5 separate regions of the Homo sapiens genome follow, and regions 2, 3, 4 and 5 are each linked to region 1. Evidence: chromatin contacts called from ENCODE Hi-C or POLR2A ChIA-PET data. All regions are on one chromosome and are shown on one strand. Each heading gives the region's core, a stretch centred on a gene start or an enhancer-like site at or near the end of the contact. The rest is flanking DNA. Distances are from core to core; before and after follow the strand shown. Region 1 overlaps LOC105377104 (a long non-coding RNA gene). Region 2 holds the start of PDHB (pyruvate dehydrogenase E1 subunit beta). Region 3 holds the start of PDE12 (phosphodiesterase 12). Region 4 overlaps PXK (PX domain containing serine/threonine kinase like). Region 5 holds the start of DENND6A (DENN domain containing 6A).

Evidence for each region. A loop is a pair of places that touch in the nucleus more often than their neighbours do. ChIA-PET counts read pairs that join two places held with the same protein, here RNA polymerase II (POLR2A). Pooled maps may share reads with other maps.
Region 2: a loop to region 1 is called in a pooled map, with 4 times the contacts of the local background. The contact joins the promoter of PDHB here to the enhancer-like site in region 1. A Hi-C loop is called at or near these places in 2 of 37 single-sample maps with no recorded cell type and 4 of 50 pooled maps. POLR2A ChIA-PET finds 5 or more read pairs at or near these places in 2 of 52 experiments (PC-3 and activated T-cell).
Region 3: a loop to region 1 is called in a pooled map, with 6 times the contacts of the local background. The contact joins the promoter of PDE12 here to the enhancer-like site in region 1. A Hi-C loop is called at or near these places in 1 of 37 single-sample maps with no recorded cell type and 6 of 50 pooled maps. POLR2A ChIA-PET finds 5 or more read pairs at or near these places in 2 of 52 experiments (H1 and WTC11).
Region 4: a loop to region 1 is called in a map with no recorded cell type, with 6 times the contacts of the local background. The contact joins two enhancer-like sites. A Hi-C loop is called at or near these places in 1 of 37 single-sample maps with no recorded cell type and 2 of 50 pooled maps. POLR2A ChIA-PET finds 5 or more read pairs at or near these places in 1 of 52 experiments (activated naive CD4-positive, alpha-beta T cell).
Region 5: a loop to region 1 is called in a pooled map, with 5 times the contacts of the local background. The contact joins the promoter of DENND6A here to the enhancer-like site in region 1. A Hi-C loop is called at or near these places in 1 of 37 single-sample maps with no recorded cell type and 7 of 50 pooled maps. POLR2A ChIA-PET finds 5 or more read pairs at or near these places in 4 of 52 experiments (H1, HEK293, PC-3 and 1 more).

Annotation. Positions count from the first base shown.
Region 1 is chr3:57,981,976-57,986,569 of GRCh38, reverse strand. It overlaps LOC105377104 (a long non-coding RNA gene), which reads right to left. Exons shown (of 4, transcript XR_940874.3): 3 at 2,100-2,225; 4 at 1-1,315. Among named protein-coding and RNA genes, the nearest start is that of FLNB, 24 kb to the left of the region's middle. Within about 2 kb of position 2,634, at least 19 of the 41 ENCODE cell types and tissues checked have a DNase peak (open chromatin) inside an H3K27ac peak, as active enhancers do; they include PC-3, where a contact is called at or near this core.
Region 2 is chr3:58,432,035-58,436,628 of GRCh38, reverse strand. It overlaps PDHB (pyruvate dehydrogenase E1 subunit beta), which reads left to right and starts at 2,797. Exons shown (of 10, transcript NM_000925.4): 1 at 2,797-2,861; 2 at 2,945-2,998. The coding sequence starts at 2,820. LOC107986092 (a long non-coding RNA gene) reads right to left here and starts at 3,034. Exons shown (of 4, transcript XR_007095933.1): 1 at 2,387-3,034. RefSeq lists enhancers at 1,170-1,779, 2,822-3,041 and a silencer at 2,522-2,761.
Region 3 is chr3:57,554,234-57,558,827 of GRCh38, reverse strand. PDE12 (phosphodiesterase 12) reads right to left here and starts at 2,554. Exons shown (of 3, transcript NM_177966.7): 1 at 1,141-2,554. The coding sequence starts at 2,448. It also overlaps a transcript of DNAH12 not described here. RefSeq lists enhancers at 92-724, 1,621-1,790, 2,281-3,060.
Region 4 is chr3:58,347,719-58,352,312 of GRCh38, reverse strand. The region is part of intron 1 of PXK (PX domain containing serine/threonine kinase like); the gene reads right to left. Among named protein-coding and RNA genes, the nearest start is that of PXK, 17 kb to the right of the region's middle. RefSeq lists an enhancer at 2,528-2,807. Within about 2 kb of position 2,377, at least 9 of the 41 ENCODE cell types and tissues checked have a DNase peak (open chromatin) inside an H3K27ac peak, as active enhancers do.
Region 5 is chr3:57,690,739-57,695,332 of GRCh38, reverse strand. It overlaps DENND6A (DENN domain containing 6A), which reads left to right and starts at 2,256. Exons shown (of 20, transcript NM_152678.3): 1 at 2,256-2,551. The coding sequence starts at 2,315. DENND6A-DT (DENND6A divergent transcript) reads right to left here and starts at 2,128. Exons shown (of 2, transcript NR_135550.1): 1 at 1,991-2,128; 2 at 1-1,517. RefSeq lists silencers at 2,257-2,356, 2,467-2,706 and an enhancer at 2,428-2,928.

The DNA of each region.
Region 1 (4,594 bases), core at 1,385-3,884:
GCTAAGGAGGAGGAAGCAGTGGTTTGGAAGCAAGGATAGAGTTGAGTTCTGTTTGGTGGGCCCTGGGTTTGAAGACAGATAACTTCGGCTCTCTGGCCTCAGTGTCTTCATCTGTAAAATGGGACTAATAAAGGCCCTTATTTCCTGGGCTGTTGCTTTGGACTCTAGCAGCCAGCCTCTTTCCCATCTCCCCTCTCCAAGTGGAGCTGAGACCTCGCTGTTTGGGGAAATTTGGGTCAGAGAGAAGAAAACAGGGATTTGGCCTCCTGGGCCAGGTGCACAGTACCTCCGCCTTCTCTTGAAGGAACCTAGACTTCGATGCCAAGCCCTGCAAGCAGGGAGGACGAAGAAGGCATCTTCCCAAGTCAAATGAAGAATCCCCTGCAAGTCCCTATGGTCCTACAGGAAGGCGAGACACTTACCACACAATCATCCCAAAATTTACTGGGCTCAGGACAGTGCCAGAGCCCTGAATGCTCACTCAGTCACTCAATCAACATGTGTTCATTGAGTCCCTGTCTATCAGTCAGGACTCTCCTGGTTGTGAGTGGCAGAAACCCAGATAAAACTCCTAAAGCAAAAAGGGGTAGTGATTGGTTCCTGGAACCAGACAGTCCAAGGGGTGGTTCAGGCAAGTCTGGATCTAGGGCCTTGGTGACGTCATCAAGAGCTGCCCTGCTCCATCCTGGTCTCCACCTTCCTTCCTGTTGGCTTCCTTCTCAGGCAGGCTGTCCCCTCGTGGTGACAAAAATGCCCGCCATCTTCTCCAGGCCGAGCTCCTCGAGAATCCCAACAAGATCCCAACAGGGAGAGAGCACCTCTTTCCCAGAACTTCCAGCCAAAGTCCAGGGCTGATGTGAGTTGGTTCTGGTGACCATGGCTGATCCCCCAGTCAAGGAGACTTGGGCCTCTCATTGGCCAGCCCCAGATCCCAGCCTCACTCCACCACGAGGGCTGTGGCCAGCCACCTAGCTGCTGACATGGGGAGGCCATAAATGACAGATTTACTGAGCCCTTGTAAATTACTCTGTGCCAGACATTGTTCCAAGAGCCAAAGATACATATAAACCTCACAAAATCCTGTTATCTCATCAGGCAGGTGAGGTGAGATCGAGTTACTTGGTCCAAATCACACAGCTGGGAGATAGCAAGGCTGGGCCTCAAACCCAAGCACTCAGGATGCCTGTTGCTTAGTGATGTTCTCTGCCAGGCATCAGCTCCACAAGGCTGGCTTCCTCATTGCTGTTGTCTGGAATCATGCTGCACCTGACCAGGCTGTGGGGACTGGCTCCGTGGTTGTGTTAATTTGCTGTGGCTACTTTAATAAAAAAAATTACCACAAATTTCATGACATAAAAGAACACAACTAGGCCAGGCGTGGTGGCTTCAACACCTATAATCCCATCACTTTGGGAGGCCAAGGCAGGTGGATCACTTGAGGCCAGGAGTTTGAGACCAGCCTGGCCAACATAGTGAAATACTAAAAAATAGAAAAATTAGCTGGGCATGGTGGTGTGCACCTGTAGTCCCAGCTACTCAGGAGGCTGAGGCACAAGAATCACTTGAACCCAGGAGGCGGAGGTTGCAGTAAGCTGAGATCACGCCACTGCACTCTAGCCTGGGTGACAGAGCAAGACTCTATCTTGACAAAAAAAAAAAAAAAAAAAAGGACACAACTGAGTCAGATGTGGAGGTGGCTTTACACCTGTAATCCCAGCACTTTAGGAGGCAAGGCAGAAGGATCCTTTGAGCTCAGGAGTTTGAGACCAGCCCTGGCACCATAGGGAGACCCCATCTATAAAAAAAAATTAGCCGGGTGTGGTGGTGTGCACCTGTGGTCCCAGCTATTCGAGAGGCTAAGGTGCGAGGATCACTTGAGCCTGGGAGGTAGTGGCTTCAGGGAGCCAAAATGGACCCACTCACTCCAGTCTGGGTGACAGAGCAAGACCCTGTCTCAAAACAAACAAACAAGAAAACACAACTGTATTCTCTTATCATTCTGGAGGCCAGAAGTCAGCAATCAGTTTCACTAGGCTAAAGTCAAGGCGTCAGCAGGGCTGGCTCCTTCTGGAGGCTCCAGGGGCTATCCTTGCCTTTACCTGCTTCCAAAAGCCACATACACCTCTTGGCTCATGGCCCTTGCTTCCATCTCCAAAGCCAGCAGGGTAGCATCTTCAAATCTCTTTCTCTCTGGTCTTCTGCTTTGTCATCCTATCTTCTTTTGTCTGAAAGACAGACAGGAGGAGGAGATCCTCTTACAGAGCCTGCTGTGATTACATGGGGCCCATCTGGATAATCCAGGATACTCTCCTCATCTCAAGGGCCCTAACTGAATCACATCTGTGAAGTCTCTTTTTTGCCATGTAAGGTCACATTTACAGGTTACAGGGATTAGGACTTGGATACCTTGAGGGGCCAATATTTTGCTTACCACAGTGGCAGAGTATGTGGGCTCTGAGCCTGGAGATGGCTCTTGAATCTGGGTAGCTCAGCCTCTAAATTGCTGTGTCACCAAGTGATTTAACCTCCCTGTGCCCCAGAGTGCAGAGATCAAGAGGTGTGGGAGCCCAGCATTTTGAGGAAATGAAAGCAATTCAGGCTGATGGAGGATGGGTGGAGTGGAAGAGGCCTTTGGCCTCAAGCCCATGCTCTGAGTCAGTTTCCACGTCTGTACAACGGAAATGATAACGGTCTCTTCTTCATAGTGCTGGCTGTCATAGGATTAAATGAGTTAAGACTTGTGAAATGCTGAGCACGATGCTTAGCACAGAGACGGTGCTCAATAAATGTTGGCAACTTGATATTGTCTTAGTTTGGGTTTCCTCAAAAGCAGACCCAAGTCCAGGATTCACATAGGAGTTATTCATTTGGGAAATGATTCCAAGAAGTGCTGGCAAGGGAGGTGGGAGGTGAGGCTGGAAAGACAGGAAGCCCACAAAAGGTGCATTCATGAGTGGGCTGCTCCTGCGAGCAGCTGGAGCTCCATCCTGCAGGGGAACCTAAGGGCCAGGTAGAGTGTACCCTCCAAGGCATCTGAAGGGCTGGGGCCTGCATTTACCAGTAGTCATTGGTTGAGGGCTTACTGAGGAGGGGCTGTTAACTCACCACCCTCCGGCCGACCATGTGTGCAAGCACAGCCAGCTCCTGTGATCAGAAAAAGTCACGGCTGCATGGCCAGATGTGGTGGCTCAGGCCTGTAATCCCAGCATTTTGGGAGGCCAAGATGGGTGGATCTCTTGAGGCCAGGAGTTTGAGACCAGCCTGGGCAACATGGTGAAACCCCCTCTCTACGAAAAATACAAAAATGAGCTGGGTGTGGTGGCGTGCTCCTGTAGTCCCAGCTACTTGGGGTGCTGAGGCAGGAGGATCGCTTGAGCCTTGGAGGTCGAGGATACAGTGAGCCATGTTCCTGCCACTGCATTCCAGCCTGGGTGACAAAGCAAGACCCTGTCTCGAGAAAGAAAGAAAAGAGAGAGAGAGAGCGAGAAAGAAAGAGAGGAGAGAAGAAAGAAAGAAGGAAGGAAGGAAGGAAAGAGAAAAAAATCAAAGAAAAGGAAAGGAAAGAAAAAAGAAAAGAAAAGAAAAAAGTCATGGCTGCTGGCGGCTAAGGTGAGTGGTGTAGGCTGAAGGGGCATGGTGGGGGGCATTGAGTGTGCTGCATACATCACACAGGACCATCCCCACCCAGGAGCCTTGATCGTTGGGACCAGGATCTGGTGACTATAAATAAAGGGACATGCGCAGAAGAGTCTGGCTCCTTCTGTCTTGGAAATGGGGCCTGAGCCTTCTGAACAGTTGGGAGAGGTTTTAAACCAGTTTCATTTCCTTTTTCCAAGATGTAGCTGTTGTCTAGGGCAGGCCGAAGTGGGGGTGTTAACAGATTTAACAGAGTCCCACTGGTCCTGGTGAGGTTTTCATGGCAGGTGGCTGGGAGGCCGGCTCTGTAGTCCAGCACCTCAGGGCCTGAGAGGAAAATGGTGTCTGTGGACAAATGCTGGGAACACCAGTCACATCTCTGCTTTGTCCAGGGAAGCAGAGGGGCCATGAAGGGCCATGGAGGGCAAGTGATGAAGGGCAGGAAGGAAGACGACCTTTTAAAAGAACACAGGCGGCTGGGCGCAGTAGCTCACGCCTATAATCCCAACACTTTGGGAGGTCGAGGCAGGCGGATCACGAGGTCAAGAGATTGCGACCATCTTGGCCAACATGGTGAAACCCCGTCTCTACTAAAAAAAAAAAAAAAAAAGTGGCCGGGCACGGTGGCTCACCCCTGTAATCCCAGCACTTTGGGAGGCCGAGATGAGCTGATCACGAGGTTAGGAGATCAAGACCATCCTGGCTAACACGGTGAAACCTCGTCTCTACTAAAAATACAAAAAAAAAAAAAATTAGCTGGGTGTAGCGGCGGGCACCTGTAGTCCCAGTTACTTGGGAGGCTGAGGCAGGAGAATGGTGTGAACCCGGGAGGCGGAGCTTGCAGTGAGCCGAGATCACACCACTGCACTCCAGCCTGGCAACAGAGTGAGACTCCATCTCAAAAAATAATAATAAATAAAAATAAATAAATAAATAAAAGAACACAGGCCAAGAGACT
Region 2 (4,594 bases), core at 1,548-4,047, 450 kb before region 1:
TAGGAGGTCAGCACAAGATACAGGTCATAAAGACCTTGCTGATAAAACAGGTTGCAGGAAAGAAGCTGGCCAAAACCCACCAAAACCAAGACGGCGATGAGCATGACCTCTGGTCATCCTCACTGCTACACTCCCACCAGCGCCATGACAGTTTATAAATGCCACGGCAATGTCAAGAAGTTACCCTATATGGTCTAAAAAGGGGAGGCATGAATAATCCACCCCTTGTTTAGTATAAAATCAAGAAATAATCATAAAAATGGGCAATCAGCAGCCCTCAGGGCTGCTCTGTCTATAGAGTAGCCATTCTTTTATTGCTTTACTTTCTTAATAAACTTGCTTTTGCTTTGCACTGTGGACTTGCCCTGAATTCTTTCTTGTGTGAGATCCAAGAACTCTCTCTTGGGATCTCGATCGGGACTGCTTTCCTGTAACATCTCCTTTTGCTTGGCAAATCTGATCCTGAAATCTTTTGGTGCTAGGTTGTGGGAAAGGTGGGAAGGACTGATTCACTTTTTCATTCTGAGCACCACCCACAAACTTTTGGGGGCTGAAATCTCAAGTTCAGGAGTTTCTCAGGGATGCTGTGGCAGTCTAGGAAGTGCTGGCCATTCCTGAGGCCCTGGCAGGGACAGTTGGGACTAGACGATGGTGGCAGGTGAGGGAGACTCAGAAGGTGTTGATTCCATATCTTGAAGATCTTCTATCCATTTTACAGATGAAACAGTCCCAGAGAGTAAATGTCATCTCTATGCAGCTGTCCCCAAATTTCTACCTTTAGCCCTGACTAGGCCCTAGGCTCCAGGCAACCTGGGTATGTCCCAGTCATCTAAAGAATAAAGGCTGGCTGCAGTGGCTCATGCCTGTAATCCCAGCACTTTGGGAGGCTGAGGCGGGTGGATCACTTGAGGTCAAGAGTTCAACATCAGCCTGGTCAACATAGTGAAAACTCATCTCTACTAAAAATAAAAAAAATTAGCCGGGCATGGTGGCAGGTGCCTGTAATCCCAGCTACTCGGGAGGCTGAAGCAGGGGAATAGCTTGAACCTGGGAGGCAGAGGTTGCAGTGAGGCCCACTGCACTTCAGCCTGGGTGACAGAGTGAAACTCCATCTCAAAAAATAAACAAAAATACACTCTTACTTCCCCAGCTCCTGGCACTTACACTGCCCCAGGCTCCTCCCTTACCCCATCTATCCATCCAGCAATGACAAAAATCCAAAATTTTCCTCTGCTCTTCCCTAGCACTTACAGCATTCCTATTGATTCTAGCCCAAATAGATCTCAAAACTGTCCCCCTCCTCTCCATCTGGAAGTTGCCTCCTAGTCTGCCTCTGTTGCTGCCACAGACTTCCCAGCATCCGCCTGTTCTGCCTTTGCCTCCACCCCCTCCCATTCCCAGTCAGCAACCTACTGGAAGTTGCAAATTCCTAATTTGGCAGCCTGCAGCTGTGATCCATAGAAGGGAATGTTTGGAATGTCTTGGGGATGGGTGGAGACTGGGTGCTCAATTGTCCCATCTGACCCCCAAGGGCCAAATTAAGACTAATGAGCTTCCAGAGGTTGTCCCTATGGCCAAGTGTTTGGCACCTCCCCATAAGGGAGGAGACCACCCCTCATATTGTCTTATGCCCAATTTCTGCCTCCAAAGAAAGAAAAAGTAAAAACTAAAAGGCAGAAATGAAATCCACAAACAGACAGCCTGGTGCCACACCCTGGGCCTGGTAAAGATCGACCCCGACCTAATCGGTTATGTTAACTATAGATTACAGACATTGTATAGAAAAGCACTGTGAAAATCCCTATCCTGTTCCAGTCTAATTACCGGTGCTTGCAGCCCCTAGTCACATACCCCCTGCTTGCTCAATCAATCATGACCCTCTCACGCACACCTCCTTAGAGCTGTGAGCCCTTAAAAGGGACAGGAATTGCCCATTCAGGGAGCTCGGCTCTTGAGACAAGAGTCTTGCCCATGCCCCTGGCCGAATAAACCCCTTCCTTCTTTAACTCGGTGTCTGAGGAGTTTCGTCTGCGGCTTGTCCTGCTACATCCATAGGGCCGCCCTTCTCTAAAGTTGTTGTAACCTTCCCCCAAGCAGGAATCCACTTCTGCTTTAGGAAGCAGTGGGAAAAAGACCATGCTTTAGAGTCAAGACAGTCCTAAATTAAAATATCGGCTCATTTAATCAATTTCTGCTTCAGTTTAACCGTCTTCAAAATGGAGATAATAATAACACTAATTACCCAAGTGGGGTACTGTGAGAATGAGCTATACAGCACATATCTCAATGCTTGGCTCACAGTAGGTGCTTAATGCAATCAATGAAAGCTATGATGTGCATTATAAGGAATCAACAGACAGCACTGTCCAGGGAAGACTAGACTCACTCATGAAGTGTTAAGTTCCCCATCAGTAGAGCGTGTGCAAGCACTTCTTGGTGCCCAAAGGATTCCAGCACCCACAACAGGTTGGCCTAACTCTTAAGGTCTCTCCAGCTTCCAGAGATCATGCTCCTCAGGGTCTGACTTCTAGTCCCCACGCTTCAAGTAACACCGACCAGGCACGTGTGCCCAGCGTGCACCCCGCCTGTCGGTCACCGCCTACTGTCAATAAAGTTGATTTGAGGCGGCTCCAGGCAGAGGGGCACGGCCACCCACACGCCACCTCAGCCCGGCCCCGCGGCCCCTCACCCGGTGGGCGGGTGGGCGGGTCACGCAGCCGGCGCGCCTTGCCATTGGCCCGCGCCGGTGGAGGCGGGGCCTGCTCACGTCTGCCGGCCCCTCTGTTGTCGTTTGGCAGCGGATAGAGGACACGACCAAGATGGCGGCGGTGTCTGGCTTGGTGCGGAGACCCCTTCGGGAGGTAGGCAGCAGCGCGCGGCCTGTATTCCCACGCGACCCCTGCCCACCCTGCGTCCCGCCGTCATCTTCCTCTCTCCCTGCCAGGTCTCCGGGCTGCTGAAGAGGCGCTTTCACTGGACCGCGCCGGCTGCGCTGCAGGTAACAGGCGCGGGTGCTCGTCGGACGAGGGCGGGGAGGGTCCCCCCTTCTCTCGGGAAGGAGGCCGGAGTCGCGCCTGCGCTGTGGCCTTCCGGCGCCGTGGGCCTTGGGTTTGCGGAGCCAGCATCCTCCGTGGAGCTCCTGCTGCCTCTGTCGCCGCCTGGCAATTAGCACACCGGCGAGTCACCACCTCACAGCTGGCTGGGCAATGGGGGAAAACTAAGACTAGGCGTTTCCTCCCTCACTCCATGTTTTTTTCTTTAAATTGCAGCAAAATAGACCTAACTTAAAATGTACTTTTTAGAAGTGTATAATTCAGTGGCATTAAGTACATTCACCATGTTGTACAACCATTAACCACCATCCATTTCCAGAACTTTTTAATCATCCCAAGCAGAAACTGTCCATTACTCGGTAACTCCTCATTTCCCTTCCCCAAACCCCTGGTAACCCCTGTTGTACTTTTCTGTCTTTATGAGGTTGCCTATTCTAGAACTTCTTATAAGTGGCATCATTTGTCCTTTTGTGTCTGGCTTATCTCAGCGTAATGTCCTCAAGGTTCATCCATGTTGTAGCATGCGTCAGAGTTTGATTCTTTCCTAAGGCTGAATAATATATATATGTATATTTTTTTGAGATAGTCTCCCTCTGTCACCCAGGTTGGAGTGCAGTGGCGCGATCTCAGCTCACTGCAACCTCCACCTCCTGGGCTCAAGGGATTCTCGCGCCTCACACTCCTGAGTAGCTGTGATTAGATGCCGGTGCCACCACACCGGGCTAATTTTTGTATTTTTAGTACAGACAGGGTCTCACCATATTGCCCAGGCTGGTCTTGAACTCCTGGCCTCAAGTGATCTGCCTGCCTTGGCCTCCCAAAGTGCTAGGATTACAGGCATGAGCCACCTCGCTCAGCCCGACATTTTCTTTTTTTTTTTTGAGACGGAGTTTTGCTCTTGCTGCCCAGGCTAGAGTGCAGTGGCACTATCTCAGCTCACTGCAATCTCTGCCTCCTGGGTTCAAGCAATTCTGCCTCAGCCTCCCGAGTAGCTGGGATTACAGGCACCCGCCACCACACCCGGCCAATTTTTGTATTTTTAGTAGAGAATGGGTTTCACCATGTTGGCCAGGGTGGTCTCGAACTCCTGACCTCAAGTGATCCACCTGCCTTGGCCTCCCAGAGTGCTGGAATTACAGGTGTGAGCCACCGTGCCTGGCCTTGTTTTGTCTATTGTGAGTAATGCTGCTGTGAACATTGATGTGCAAGTATATGCTTGAATCCCTGCTTTCAATTATTTGGGGCATATACATAGAAGTGGAATTGATGGATTGTATGTTAATTCTCCTCTCCTTCCTTTTTTTAACTAGATTTTACCATTCATTATATTAAAAGAGCAACTCCTACATTCTGGATGCAAAGTATTTGGCAGTACTTGGCACCTAGTGAGCACTCAGTACATTAACACATGCAAAGACCAACTATGTGTAATAGAAATGTTACTTTTAGAATTCTTTGAGTTTTTAGAGAGAAGCTTGTTCTAGTGTTTTTATATTGTATGCTGTGGGCAGCCTAGGTAAATATAAAGGAAGAAAATCTTA
Region 3 (4,594 bases), core at 1,305-3,804, 430 kb after region 1:
AGGTTCAGTGTAACATGTTTTAATAATAGTCCAATATAGGCCGGGCGTGGTGGCTCACGCCTGTAATCCCAGCACTTTGGGAGGCTGAGGCGGGCGGATCACGAGGTCAGGAGATCGAGACCATCCTGGCTAACATGGTGAAACCCCAAACCCCGTCTCTACTAAAAAAATTAGCCGGGCGTGGTGGCACGCGCCTCTAGTCCCAGCTACTAGGGAGGCTGAGGCAGGAGAATCGCTTGAACCCGGGAGGCGGAAGTTGCGGTGAGCCGATATCGCGCCACCGTACTCCAGCCTAGGTGACAGAGACTCCGTCTCAAAATAATAATAATAATAATAATAGTCCAATATATAAAGCTAGTAATATAAACAATACATTTTACATGACAACACTTTGACTGGAGAAAGTGTTTTCAAGCGTAAGCACAGGCTTTGGAGTCAGGCAGACCTGGGTTTGAATACTCATTTCACCATTTATAGCAATGTGACCTGCAAAAAGATGCTTTTCTAGCCAGTTTCGTACTGGCAGTCACTGACAATACCATCCACCTCATGGGCTGTTGTGTGGAGTCAATTAAATGATCTTATAAGGTGCATGAAACACCTTAGGTACTTAAAAAATGGTAGCTGCTCTTCTTATTATGAACAAAATCAATTACTTAAAAACTTTAACACAAGAATGACATCTATAAAATGGGAATAGGGGACTTACTGTGAAGATTCAATGAGCCTATGATTTAAAAAAAACTAGTTTATATTTATGGAGCACTTCAAAACACACCACGCTCTTAAATTTTAAGTACTTTAAAATGTGCCAGAACAGTGCTTGGCAAGTAGTAAAAAACATTAGCTACTATTGTTCTTGCATTTAGCGTGTGTCCCTCTCGCTAGATTGTAAGCACTGTAAAAGTCCCTGCTAGTCTTGTTCAAGGCAACCTGCAGTATGGCAGGCACACCAGAGGTGTTCAAAAAATATCTGCTGAATGAATGAAGAGTAAACTTTGTGCTGAAGATACAAGGGCAAACACACCTTTCAACAATATCTGGATACTTTCATCGCACTTTTAACCCCCACCTCATTCCTCGCCTTCCTGGCCCCTAAAAGTGGGACAGTATGTGAAGAGACGGGCGGAACTACTTTACCTGAAGAACAGAAGATCTCTGGAGCACCTTCTCCTGCGCTGATGGGTACAAAACTAGTTTCTCCAGCAGTTCTTTGTGAAGTGGGTCGGACTCGAGGGCTTCGTAGAATGAAATGTCATGCTGGCTAAGAAGGCTGAACTTAGACTTTCGGTAGAAAGTGGCCAGGCCTTCGTGCTGCTTGATTCGAAACACCCCCTCGAGCCCGAAGGCCTCTAGGGCGGGTACCAAGCTGTCAGAAAACACTGCGCGGTCAACCTCCTGCAAACAGATGACATCGGCGTTGTAGCCGGTGAGTTCCTTCTGGATAAGGTTCTGGCGGTAGTCGAGCTCCAGGGCGTAGGGGGCACAGTATGGGTACAGAACCGTTCGCGAGAACTCAGTCTGCGCGTACGTGTCTGCCAGGATGTTGTAAGAGACAGTGCGGATGAGAGCGTCCTCAGTCACCTTCTTCGTGTAGAGATGCCGGTGGTCAAAAGTGCAGGTGCCAGGCCCAGCCTCTACCACACACACACTTTCCAACTCCCGGCTGTGCCCAAAGCGCTGCCCATCGCCTGGGGTGCAGTGAAGCTTGAGCCTTAGCCCGATGTCGGCATTGGACGGGGTGTAGACACGCTCCTCCACATCAGTCTCAGTCCAAGAAGAAGAAGGTGAGGAGGGAGACAATGACGAGGGGACACCGACCTCGGGCTCCGCCGCTCCGGGCTTGGCTTCCTTATACCAGCGGAAAAGGGAGCTGGCGGGATCCCCAAATTCGAGGCTGAGTTTGGGGCACACAGGGAACCCGGCCATGATGTAGCGCGGCAACTGCAGTTCGGTGAAGGCGGGCGGGTTGCGCTCCACCTTGTACTTAACATCGCCGATCTGCAGCACCGCGCCGTCTTGCCAGGCATCCACGTTGAGCACGTCCTCAGCCACTGCCTCTTCCCGGTAGTACAGCTTCACCACGGGCTCGCAGAACACAGCCGGCTCAGGCCCCGGCCCTGAACAGGCCGCACCGCCGCTAGCATTCGGCCGGCTCTTCCTGCTCTTCTTGGCGGCGGCCGCCTTAGCGTGACCCTTTAGGGCATTGGTAGCGATGCGGCTGAGGACTCGACCCAGCGGCTCGCTCTGGTCGCGCTGCATGTTCTTGTGGCTACCATCAGCCAAAGCGAATGACAGGCTCAGCTTGGGTTCCGAAGGTACGCAGCGCACTACAGCGCGCTCCATCGCTCCCGCCGCTGTCTGGCTCCCCGCTTCAGCCCGGCTCAGCTTCTCCACCGCCGTCCGGATCACCCGAAGCGCGGCGCGGGCGCCTGGGAGCCTCCACATGAACCTGGTGGCCTAGCGGTCGACAAGACCCGCGGCCGATCAGCGGCCTACTGTCAGGTGGAGCTGAGGAGCCGAGGCCGCCGGCTTTGACTCATTCAGATCTCGCGACTTCCGGCTAGCGAAGAGAGGGAATGAAGTGCTTCCGACTCGCACTTTCGCCTAGCGCGTGGGCACGCATGTCTGTAATACTCTGAAGATTAATTTTTACCTACACGATAGGTCAGAATTATAGGGAAGTGAAGAAAATATAAAGGTGTCAGAGGAAAATACTAGATTCCACGGTTTTGTCGAAAGTGCATGCTGGTGACGGGAGGGCATGCCCTCCAAGCCGGAAGTGGATAGGGTGGTGTCACGTGTTCCGCTTCGTTGGAGGAGGTGGACACCTGTCTTGGAATCTTGGCTGACCAGCTCTCCTCCCTGCGCCCGGGACTGGACTGCGCTAGGACGTGGAGGCCTCCACCCGGATTGCGAGCTTTACTCGCAGTGTGGAAGGTGTTGCCCATTTCATCTCCACAGCTTTGCCGACCCTGATCGCTCGTTTCGGTGGCCTGGTGGGTTCACCCCAGGCTGAGCCAGCGCCTACGCACCTCTGAGCAGAGCCTTTGTGGTAGTTAACAACGAACGATATACAATAACTCCGTTTAGTGAGCGCAGACTATGCGAGAAACGCTACACACACTATCTTATTTAAGCCTCATAGTTCTTATGAGGTAGGTCTCTTTATCCATCGCTTTACAGATGCAGAGTCCCGAGATATTACCTGCTCAGGGTCACACAACTATTAATTGGCAGAAAGAAATAGTACTGACAAACTGCGGAAGGCTGTTTGTTATTTTTTATTAGAGACAGGTTGTCACTTTGACGCCCAAGCTGGAGTGCAGTGGCCTGATCATAGCTCACTGCCCCCTCGAACTCCAGGGCTCGTGCGATCCTCCCGCCTAACCCTCTCAAGTACAAACAGGCAAGAGCCACCCAGTGTTTATTTTTAGTTAGTAAATAGGAAGACTCTATTTAGTTACTACATTTAACAAATAAAATTACAGGATCTCAGTTAAATTCAATTTCAGATAAGGAATAATAATGGGGCATATATTAAGAAATAGTTGTTTATCTGTTTATTTTATTTTTTTATTTTTTAGGTAGGGCCTTGCTCTTTCACCCAAGCTGGAGTGCAGCTGTGCGATCTTGGCTTACTGCAACTTCGGCTTCCAGAGTTCAAGCGATTCTCGTGCCTCAGCCTCCCAAGTAGCTGGGACTACAGGCACACACCACCACGCCCAGCTAATTTTTGTATTTTAGTAGAGAAGGGCTTCACCATGTTTCCTGGGCTGGTCGCGAACTCCTGGCCTCAAGCAAGCCCCCCGCCTTACCCTCCCAAAATTCTGGGATAACAAGTGAAAACCACCTCCCCTGGCCTAAGGAATCGTGCACTTTATTGCTATTTCTTTTAAAGGTCTTAAAGACGCCGGGCCCAGTGGCTCACGTCTGTAATCCCAGCACTTTGGGAGGCTGAGGCGGGTGGATCGCCTAAGGTCAGGAGTTCGAGACCAGCCTGGCCAACATAGTGAAACCCCGTCTCTACTAAAAATACAAAAAATTAGCTGGGCATGGTGGCGCACACCTGTAATCCCAGCTACTAGGGAGGCTGAGGCAGGAGAATCGCTTGAACCTGGGAGATGGAGGTCATAGTGAGTTGAGATCATGCCATTGCACTCCAGCCTGGGCAACAAGAGTGAAACTCCGTCTCAAAACAAAACAAAAAAAGGTCTTGAAGAACGAATGAATTGCTTTACCTGTAGACCAGAAAGAGGTCCAGTGTGATGAGTAAGGTGAGACCAGGGGAGAGTAGCAGATAAGAAAGATATGCATCCACCAAATTGTGTAGTGCATTCTAAGCCATAGTATGAAGTTCTGGATTTCTTCTAAGAGGGCCATTAGAGTTGTTTTGCTTGCAATTATGGAAAAGCTTTAATTTTCATTTTCTTGAAAGGGGAAAAGCTAAAAACATTTGGTTTTAATTGCAAGAAAAAAGGTGTTTGATACTGTAATTGTCATTGGCCTCCATGTAATTATTTTTTTATTTTTTTATTTTTGAGATGGAGCCTCACTCTGTCACCCAGGCTGGAGTGCAGTGGTGTGATCTCGG
Region 4 (4,594 bases), core at 1,128-3,627, 370 kb before region 1:
GACCTGAGTACCTGCTGGAGACTGAAGCGCTCCCTCCTGGGCCATGTCTCCTCTACCTTCCCCCTTTTCCACTGCCTCAAAGACAGGCCCCCTGGGAGCCCTTCTGGAACCTGAAGGAGGAGCTGGTCACTGTGTCATGATCAGCCACAATGTGCCATCCCTCCTCCATAGCACAGCCACAAGTCCCCAGCAGGGGAGGGCACACATTTTCCAGTCACAGAGATCTGGAACGAAGCCCAACGACTGCTTATTAGCTTTGCAGCCTAACTTCTCTGTGCTTCAGTTTCCTCACCTGCTAAATCACACCTTCAGAGTCATGGTGAATATGAAAGAAGACAGTATATTTAGAGCAGCCAGCACAATGGCCAGCTTTGTAACTGTTTTCTTCCCTGCTAAGAAAATAGCAAACACAAAGTGTCTGCAGGTGAGTATATCACGACTCTAATCAGCAAGCACAGAAGACGGTGGCAGCACTGTGAAGAGCACCCAGAAAAAACAAAAAGCAGCCATTCTCTTTAAATATGAGAAACAATTGTATCAGTCTCTGATTTCTAAGAAGGAGTACCATGACTCCAGCCTCTGTTGTCCTAGATTCTATGCCCACTTTTGGCTATTTTTTTTTTCCTACGTTTTTCAGGTTATCCTCAATGAGCATAAATTATTTTTACAATCAGGAAAAACAATTTTTGGAAAAGTTTCTCAGTTTGCTACACATGTAATTTAAAACATGATACTTTAAAATAAGAAATCCTGGCCAGGCACGGTGGCTCACACCTGTAATCTCAGCACTTTGGGAGGATGAGGCAGGTGGATTGCATGAGCCCAGGAGTTCAAGACCAGCCTGGGCAACATGGTGAAACCCTGTCTCTACAAAAAATACACACACACACACACACACACACACACACACACACACAAATAGCTAGCTGTGGTGGCGCACACCTGTAGTCTCAGCTATTTGGGGGGCTGAGGCGGGTGGATCACTGAAGCCCAAGAAGGATCATTTAAGCCCAGGGAGATGGAGGCTGCCGTGAGCCGTGATTGCACCACTGCACTCCAGCCTGGGCGATAGAGTGAGACCCTTTCTTGGAAAAATAAAATAAATTAAATAAGGAATCCTGAGTAATAAAGATTGAGATCATCTGAGCTTGGGTAAGAGCCTGGTATGTTATCAATGATAAATGCACCTTTTTTCCTTTGACAAGGGAGCTTTTGGTCATTTTACTACTCATCAGTACTTTCTGTGCTGGGGAGACTGGGAAAACAGAAGATGAAAGTAAAGTAAAGGAGCTCTTCTACTTGTAACAGGGCTGCTAAAGCATTTAGTGGGAGAGAAGCTTGAAACTATAGGCTGAAGTCAAGCTAGAAGTCCCTACTGGTTTTAATAATGGTCACCATCACTTAGGATAACGTACATATAAATCTATCCTTCCTACTCTGAGAAGGTTGCTGTGTCATCCTGAGACACTAGCTCCAATTTCATAACCAACTGTGGAAGTGACCACAGTACACATGCCATGCAGACACATATCTTCAGAGAGGGAGGTATAACTGCTCTGCTTATGGGGCACTTACTCTCTGCCTTCTAGCCCTCAGTTTACTCCATCTCCCAACAATGTCTGAAGGGAGGCGTCACTACATCTCTTATACAACAAAAACCCTGAAGCTCAGAGAGGGTAGATGCCTTAAACAAGGGCGCACCACTAGTATGTGATGAGAATAGACTCCACCCCAGGCCAGTCTGACCCAGGGGCACAGCGGTTCCTACCTTCTATGCCCTTGGACACAATACTTTCACATGCTCCAAGGACTCATTTTGATGAACAGAGTGCAGCTGGACAGGCAGAACCAGTCTATCAAGTCAGGGGGAAGCTGACAGGGTGAAGGGCAGAGTAAGGACAAGAACCCGGGCCTGGAGAATATGAGTTACTATAGCAATAGAGCTCTCAGAATACCACAACCACCTGGTTTTAATACCCCTATACTTTGCAGCCTACCTCCTACTACATGGACACAAACTGCTGGAGCTGAATGTAATGTGAGCACCACCTAGAAGTTATGTACAAGTAAGAAACTATTTTTTCTCCAAAATGTTAAGCAAGCCCCATAATGTACATTAGGCAGTTAAGAAGCAGTCGAAAGGAACATTTTTATAAGAACATGCCTAAAGTGGACATCAGGTTTATGTGATCCTCAGCAATTTGAATAGTAGTTAATTTCAGTTGTACAAAAACGGAACAGGGTCCTCCACAAAGCTGTTTTGCTTCTACACTGTGCTCCTGTTAAACTCCCCAAGGTACTAATAACGGTTGCACCTCAGTGAGCTTCCTTCCTGTGTGTTACTCTTAAAAACCACAGAGGCTCTGGGACTCAGTAGTCACAAAACCCCAATGGCTGCAGGGCTAGCAGGTTCTATCCGTTAAGCTCAGTCTTTCTCAACCAGTTCAGCAGTTTGAAGAGAGCAGTGACCTAAGGCTTGATATCCAATATGGTAGCCACTATGCACAAGGGACTACTGAGCTCTTGGAATGTGGATAGGGTGACGAAGGGACTGAATTTTTAGCTTAATTTTATTAGCCTAGTGGCTAAAATACTGGATAGTGTGCAGTTACAGACTGTTTATTTGCAGGTATAAACACAGATATTTATGAAAATGTGGCCAGGTGCTGTGGCTCATGCCTGTAATCCCAGCTCTTTGGGAAGCCGAGGAGGGTAGATCATTTGAGGTCAGCAGTTCAAGACCAGCCTGGCCAACATGGTGAAACCCCGTCTCTACTAAAAATACAAAAATTAGCCAGGCGTGGTGGCAGGAGCCTGTAATCCCAGCTACTCAGGAGGCTGAGGCAGGAGAATCGCTTGAACCGGGGAGGCAGAGGTTGCAGTGAGCCAAGATCACATCACTGCACTCCAGCCTGGGCGACAGAGTGAGACTCCGTCTCAAAAAAAAAAAAAAAAGATATTTATGAGAATGAAAGCATACTAAACATAGTGTGTTATGACTTGCTTTTTCTCTCACTTAATATAACATGGATCTCTCTCCATAACAACACATTTGGGATTTTATTTTTAATTTCTTTTGGAGATGGGGTCTGGCTCTGTCGCCCAGGCTGGAGTGCAGTGGTACAACCATAGCTCACTGCAGCCTTGAACTCCTGGGCTCAAGTGATCCTCCCACCTCAGCCTCCCTAGTAACTGGGGCTACAGGCATGAGCTACCATGCCTGGCAAATATTTTTAATGTCTGTATCTCTGCTGCCTAGTAGCCACAAGCAATATGTGGCTACTGAGCATCTGATATGTGGCTAGTCCCAATTGAGATATGCTGTAATTGTAAAATACACACCAGATTTCAAATACTTTTATGACAAGAGGAATGCAAAACATATTAATTAAAAAAAAGTACAGACAGGGTCTCACTCTGTTACCTAGGCTGGAGTGCAGTGGTGCAATCATAGCTCACTGCAGCCTCCACTGCCTGGGCTCAAGGGATTCTTCTACTCAACCTCCTGAGTAGCTGAGACTACAGGTATGCCACCACACCTGACTTTTTTTTTTTTTTAAGTTTTGTAGAGACTAGATCTTGCTATATTGCTTAGGCTGGTCTCGATCTCCTGGCCTCAAGCAATCCTCCCTCCTCAACCTGCCAAAGTGCTGAGATTACAGGCATTAGTCACTGCACCTAACATAGTAATAATTTTTATAATGATTCCATGTTGAAATTATAATATTTTGGATATATTGGGTTAAATATATTATTTAAATTAATTTCACCTGTTTCTTTTTACTTTTTTAACATGGCTACTAGAAAATGTAAAGTTACATATGTGGCTAGCATTATACTTCCATTGGACAGCACTGCCCTAAGGCCTCTGTCGTATGTAGTGAATTAACTCCATCCCTATGCAGCCAGAATGGAAGAACTGAGAAAACGGTCACACAAATCATTGTCTGGTTCTGTGGTTCAGAAGGAGACCACTAGCTTGTCCTCTTTCAACCAATGCTTAGTGGAGCCATCAATCAGGTCCACCACTCTGTAGGCCCTGACAACAGATCAGCTTAGGGATGGCTGCCAACTCTTACCTCTTTCATTCAAAGTTCACTAGTCAGCTGGGCACGGCAGCTCACACCTGTAATCCCAGCACTTTGGAAGGCAGAGGTAGGTGGATGACTTGAGGTCAGAGTTCAAGACCAGCCTGGCCAACATAGCAAAACCCCACCTCTACTGAAAAGACACAAAAATTAGCCGGGCACGGTCTCACGCGCCTGTAGTCCTAGCTACTTGGGAGGCAGGAAAATCACTTGAACCCGGGAGGTGAAGGTTGCGGTGAGCCAACTTCACACCACTGCACTCCAGCCTGGGCAACAGAGTGAGACTCAGTCTCAAAAAAACAAAACAAAGTTCATTAGCCTCATAGAAACCTTCAATCTTACTCTTTTTGCACCTCATTTTCTTCAACTACAAAACTGGGATAATAACTAATGCAATTCAAACTATCATGAAGGTAAAACAAAAATCTAGAAAAGTTTGGCAATTTCTTATAAAGTTTAGCCTATCACTCAGCAATTCCATTCCTAGGCATTCACTCAGGAGAAAT
Region 5 (4,594 bases), core at 1,007-3,506, 290 kb after region 1:
AACTTATGTTCTTTTTTGGTGCTGGTTTTTGACACAGGGTCTTGCTGTGTTGCCCAGGCTGGAGTAGAGTAGCACAGTGATGGCTCATTGCAGCCTTGACCTTCTGGGTTCCAGTGATTCTCCTATCTCAGCCTCTCAAGTAGCTGGAATTATAGGTGTGTGCCACCATGCCCAGCTAATTTTTAATTTTTTTTTAAGAGACGGGGCCTCCCTATGTTGCCCAGGCTGGTCTCAAACTCCTGGACTCACGTGATTCTACCGCCTCAGCCTCCCAACGTGCTGGGATTACAGGTGTGACCCACTGTGCTTGGCCACAACTGGTGTTTTGAGATCATTAATAATTAATAATGAAGTAGCATCTGGTAAAATGTGTACATTAGGATAGCTTAGCTTTTCCCAACAGTCAGTGAGGTGAGTTAGTAATCATCACTCTCATTTACCAGAAACTGGGTTTTGGAGCAGCTTGCCTACCACGATCGTGGTAGATTCTAGCTGGCACTAGAATCCAGAACTTTTGACTTCCACGCCAGTGTTCTTTCTAATACAAAAGGCTACTGTTCTTTCCTAATACTGGGTTTAGAGCCTTACTTGATCGCAGAATACAGTTTTTCCTCTTTTAACCACAGCAGTTCTCTGGAGTAGGATGGCAGGCTACTTTGGCCAAAGACTTGGCCTCTAACTTAAGTGCTGTCCCTAAGTTCATTTTTGTCTAAAGGAAGTCTCCAGCAAACGTCACTACTGATGTCTGTGCATACTTGACCACCTCCTTGAAAACAGGGACGCTAACACTTGCTCCAAAAAAAAATTCTAAGAATGTTAAGAGGGCAGTATTTGTCAAATGGAATGGATTTCACTGGGCAGTGCAGCAAAATGCTTAAGTTCTGCCGTGTTTTTTGTTTTGCGTTGTTTTTTAGAGACACAGTCGCGCTCTGTTGCCCAGGCTGGAGTGCAATGGCTGTTCGCAGGCGCGATCATAGCGCGCTGCAGCCTGGAACTCCTGCTCAAGCGATCCTCCTTGAACTTAGCCGGCCTCAGCTTCCCAAGAACCTGGGACTACAGGCGTGACACCTCGCTGGTTTACTCATTTTTCTGTTGAGGTATTATTGTGTGTTTCCTACTTTTACTATGCTATTTATACTCAACATAGTAGGTGCTGAATAAATACTAGTTAGTATCCTGGCTGGTCCAATACTCAGTAAAAACTGATCTCAGAATACGAAGCTGCTTGAGACCAGGCCCTTGCCCCAGTGTTCAGAGATCCACAGGTTGCTGTGGAGGCCAATCTGCCCAACCTGGAGTTCCAGAAAGGTCTGGGGATGTGTGTTGAGTGAGTCACAGACAGCCAAACTAAGAAAGGAGGAGGTGGTAGGGTGGGGAGGCCTTGCTGGAGAAGGAACAGGTGAGTGAATGCACAGATCTCTGAATCAGCAAACTGAATGAGTGAACCGCAAGCCGATATCGGAGTTGTCATACTTGTTGGGCTAGTCATGTAACCTCCAGGACCTCCATTTCCTTATCTGTAAAAAGAAATAAATAGTCTACTTATTTGCGATTATGTGAAGATTCAATAAGGTAATATTTGTAAGTATTCGCACTTGTACTTGGCATATCAACTGGCACAAAGTAAGCGTTCAATGTTAGCCACCGTCACCATTATGCGTTCATATATTTTATTTTTATTTTTTTGAGACGGAATCTCGCTCTGTCGCCCAGGGTAGACAGAATACAGTGGCGCAATCTCAGCTAACTGTAACCTCCTGGGTTCAAGCGATTCTCCTGCCTCAGCCTCCTGAGTAGCTGGGATCACAGGCGCGCTCCACCACGCCTGGCTAATTTTTTCGTATTTTTAGTAGAGACGGGGTTTCACCATGTTGGTCAGGCTGGTCTCGAACTCCTGACCTGATGATCCGCCCGCATCGGCCTCCCAAAATGCTGTGATTACAGGTGTGAACCACCGCGCCCGGCCTACGCTTTCATAATTTAATAATACCTTATAATAATTATGAACTGTGTCATTCCACGAATAATTTATTCCCTGGTCGTTGACTGCGAACGAGGTTGACAAGGATTCATAAACAGCCATTTCAGTCCCAAAGAGCTTTTAGACAAGGAAGCCAGGACCGGCTTCACAATCCGAGACAAGCGGCAGCGTGACGTCCCCACGTCCGCTCCCAGGGTCACGTGACCCGCAGCCCCGCCCGGACTGAGTGGGTCCCCAGCGGCTGCGACAGCAGCGTCTGCGCCTGCGCGGAGGCAAGCGCGCTCTGCGGCGCGGTCCGCTGTGGAGGCGGCGCGAACGGTCAGGGGGCGGCCGATGGCTTTGAGGGGCCCTGCGGGCTTGGGGCCCGGCTCTCGAAGGCCGTTGGACGAAGCGGTGGCAGGGGCCGAGGGCCGCGAGGCGCCGGCCCTTGTGGCGGCGGGAGGCGCGCCAGAGGACGATGAAGAGGACGATGGCCGTGGCCGGGGCCTGCTGCGCTGGGACAGCTTCTCCGCCTGGCTGCACTGCGTGTGTGTGGTGGGCTTCGACCTGGAGCTGGGCCAGGCCGTGGAGGTGAGGCCCGGCCCCGCCCTTTCTCGGCGCTCCTCCCCTGCGCCGGGGCGGCTGCAGCAAAGCCAGCGGCCCGCGGGCTGACCGGCCAGGACCCTGTCCGCGGCGCATCCGGGCGTGGCCAGTCTCCCCTCCCGCGCTCTTTCGGGCTGCGGTCCTACGGCACTTCCCGTGGGAGGATCTTGGGCTGCGGCTAGGGGTGAAAAGTTCTCTCTAGGCCCCTCCTAAATACTTGTTGATGTTCATCCTGTTCTTTCTTTATTTCTTTTAAACGCAGAGTCACAGAATTAACTAAAAGGGTTAGTAGCACCCACCCGGAGAAGCCCGCAGGCAGGATGTTTGTTTGGTACTTTTTCAAGAACAATGCCCATAACAGATGATGAACTCTAGTAGCCGAACTTGCACAACCAAGTTTTAAGGCTCAGATTGTTTTAGTCATTTGCAGTAACTGTTTGAGCGTTTCCCTCAGCCTGAGTCGAAATGCTTATCTCAGCACGCATTTTCTCCCTTTCCTCCTTTTGTGCCTCATTTCTGTTTTTTTTTTTTTTTTTTTTTGAGACGGAGTTTTTGCTCTTGTTGCTCAGGCTGGAGTGCAATGGCGCGATCTTGGCTCACCGCAACCTCTGCCTCCCGGATTCAGGCAATTCTCCTGCCTCAGCCTCCCGAGTAGCTGGGGTTACAGGCATGCGACCATGCCCGGCTAATTTTGTATTTTTAATAGAGACGGGGTTTCTCCATTTTGGTAAGGCTGGTCTCGAACTCCCGACTCAGGTGGTCTGCCCGCCTAGGCCTTCCAAAGTGGTGGGATTACATGCGTGAGCCACCGTGCCCGGCCTCATTTCTGTTATTTTTTTTTATGTTGCCTCTGGAACAGTTGGTGTGAAACTACTGTCAAGATGAATATAGGGAACATCATTTGCTTGTCAATCAGTCAACTTTTCCATTCTTATGTATGGCCCCTTACCGAAAGGCTTTAGAAACATCTATTCTTGACGTTGTTGAAGGTCTTTTTAGCATAAGGAATTGCTTGCTTTCATGTGTCCAAGGAAATTGTTATCAGAAGGGCGTTTGTTTAGACGTTTTGGTTTTGGTTTTTTTTTTTTTTTTTTTTTTTTGGTATTGGTGACAGATTTCGATTTCATTAATACTGTAGTGGCCTGGTTGACTAAGAAAATTGGCTAGGGGTAGTTTTCTTAATGCGAAGCTACTGCTTTCGTATTCGGCCTGCCTTCTGGATGTTTTATTATAACACAGTTCAGCGACATTAAGTTTCCACTAAGAACCAGGCATTATGTTAGTTGTGGAGCATACAAATAGGATGTGCTCTAATCTGTATTTGTAGATTGAGGCAATAATTTAGAGGAGAACCAAGAATTAATCATAGTAGCTGATAAGGCCAAATGCAGTGCCTGGCACCTAGTGGCATTCTATAAATACTTTTGATAGAATAGGTGAATATGTGAGCAATTCTTTATCTTATTAAAGTAAGAAAAACAGTTCCCAAAGATTTTGAGTAAGAGATTTATAAGCCATTTATTATTCACCTTGCCATGTTAACCTGAAGTTATATGTACAGCAAGATACAATTTAACCAGAAAGCATAAGAATGGGTTGTTGTAGTTGATTGTGTTTTTAAATAGCTAAAGGAGATTCTTTTGGATTCTCATTATTTGGGACATTCTTTATAACGTGAATATGTTTTTTGACCAAATAAACAGAAAATATATTTGAGATGCTGCAAAAATGTGAATTATTAAAGGACTTATTTTGAATTTCATTTTCCATAGTGTATGCCACTGTATAGAGTTTTTTCTAGGTCAGGAGTTCTTAACCTTTTGCTTCCTGGATCTTTTAAAAATATGAACATTGTGAATTTTCCACTAGGAAAAGGCTGAGTAAGATGAAATCATGTATGTGGTTCCATATATGTGGTTTCCAGCTATTTAAGACATAAACCTAGTAGGGCTTCAGAAAATGGCTAGAGTTCAGAACCAGGGAAACCTCTTGGTTTTGCTCTTTTTTTGTGTGCAGATCTTGTTTATATTT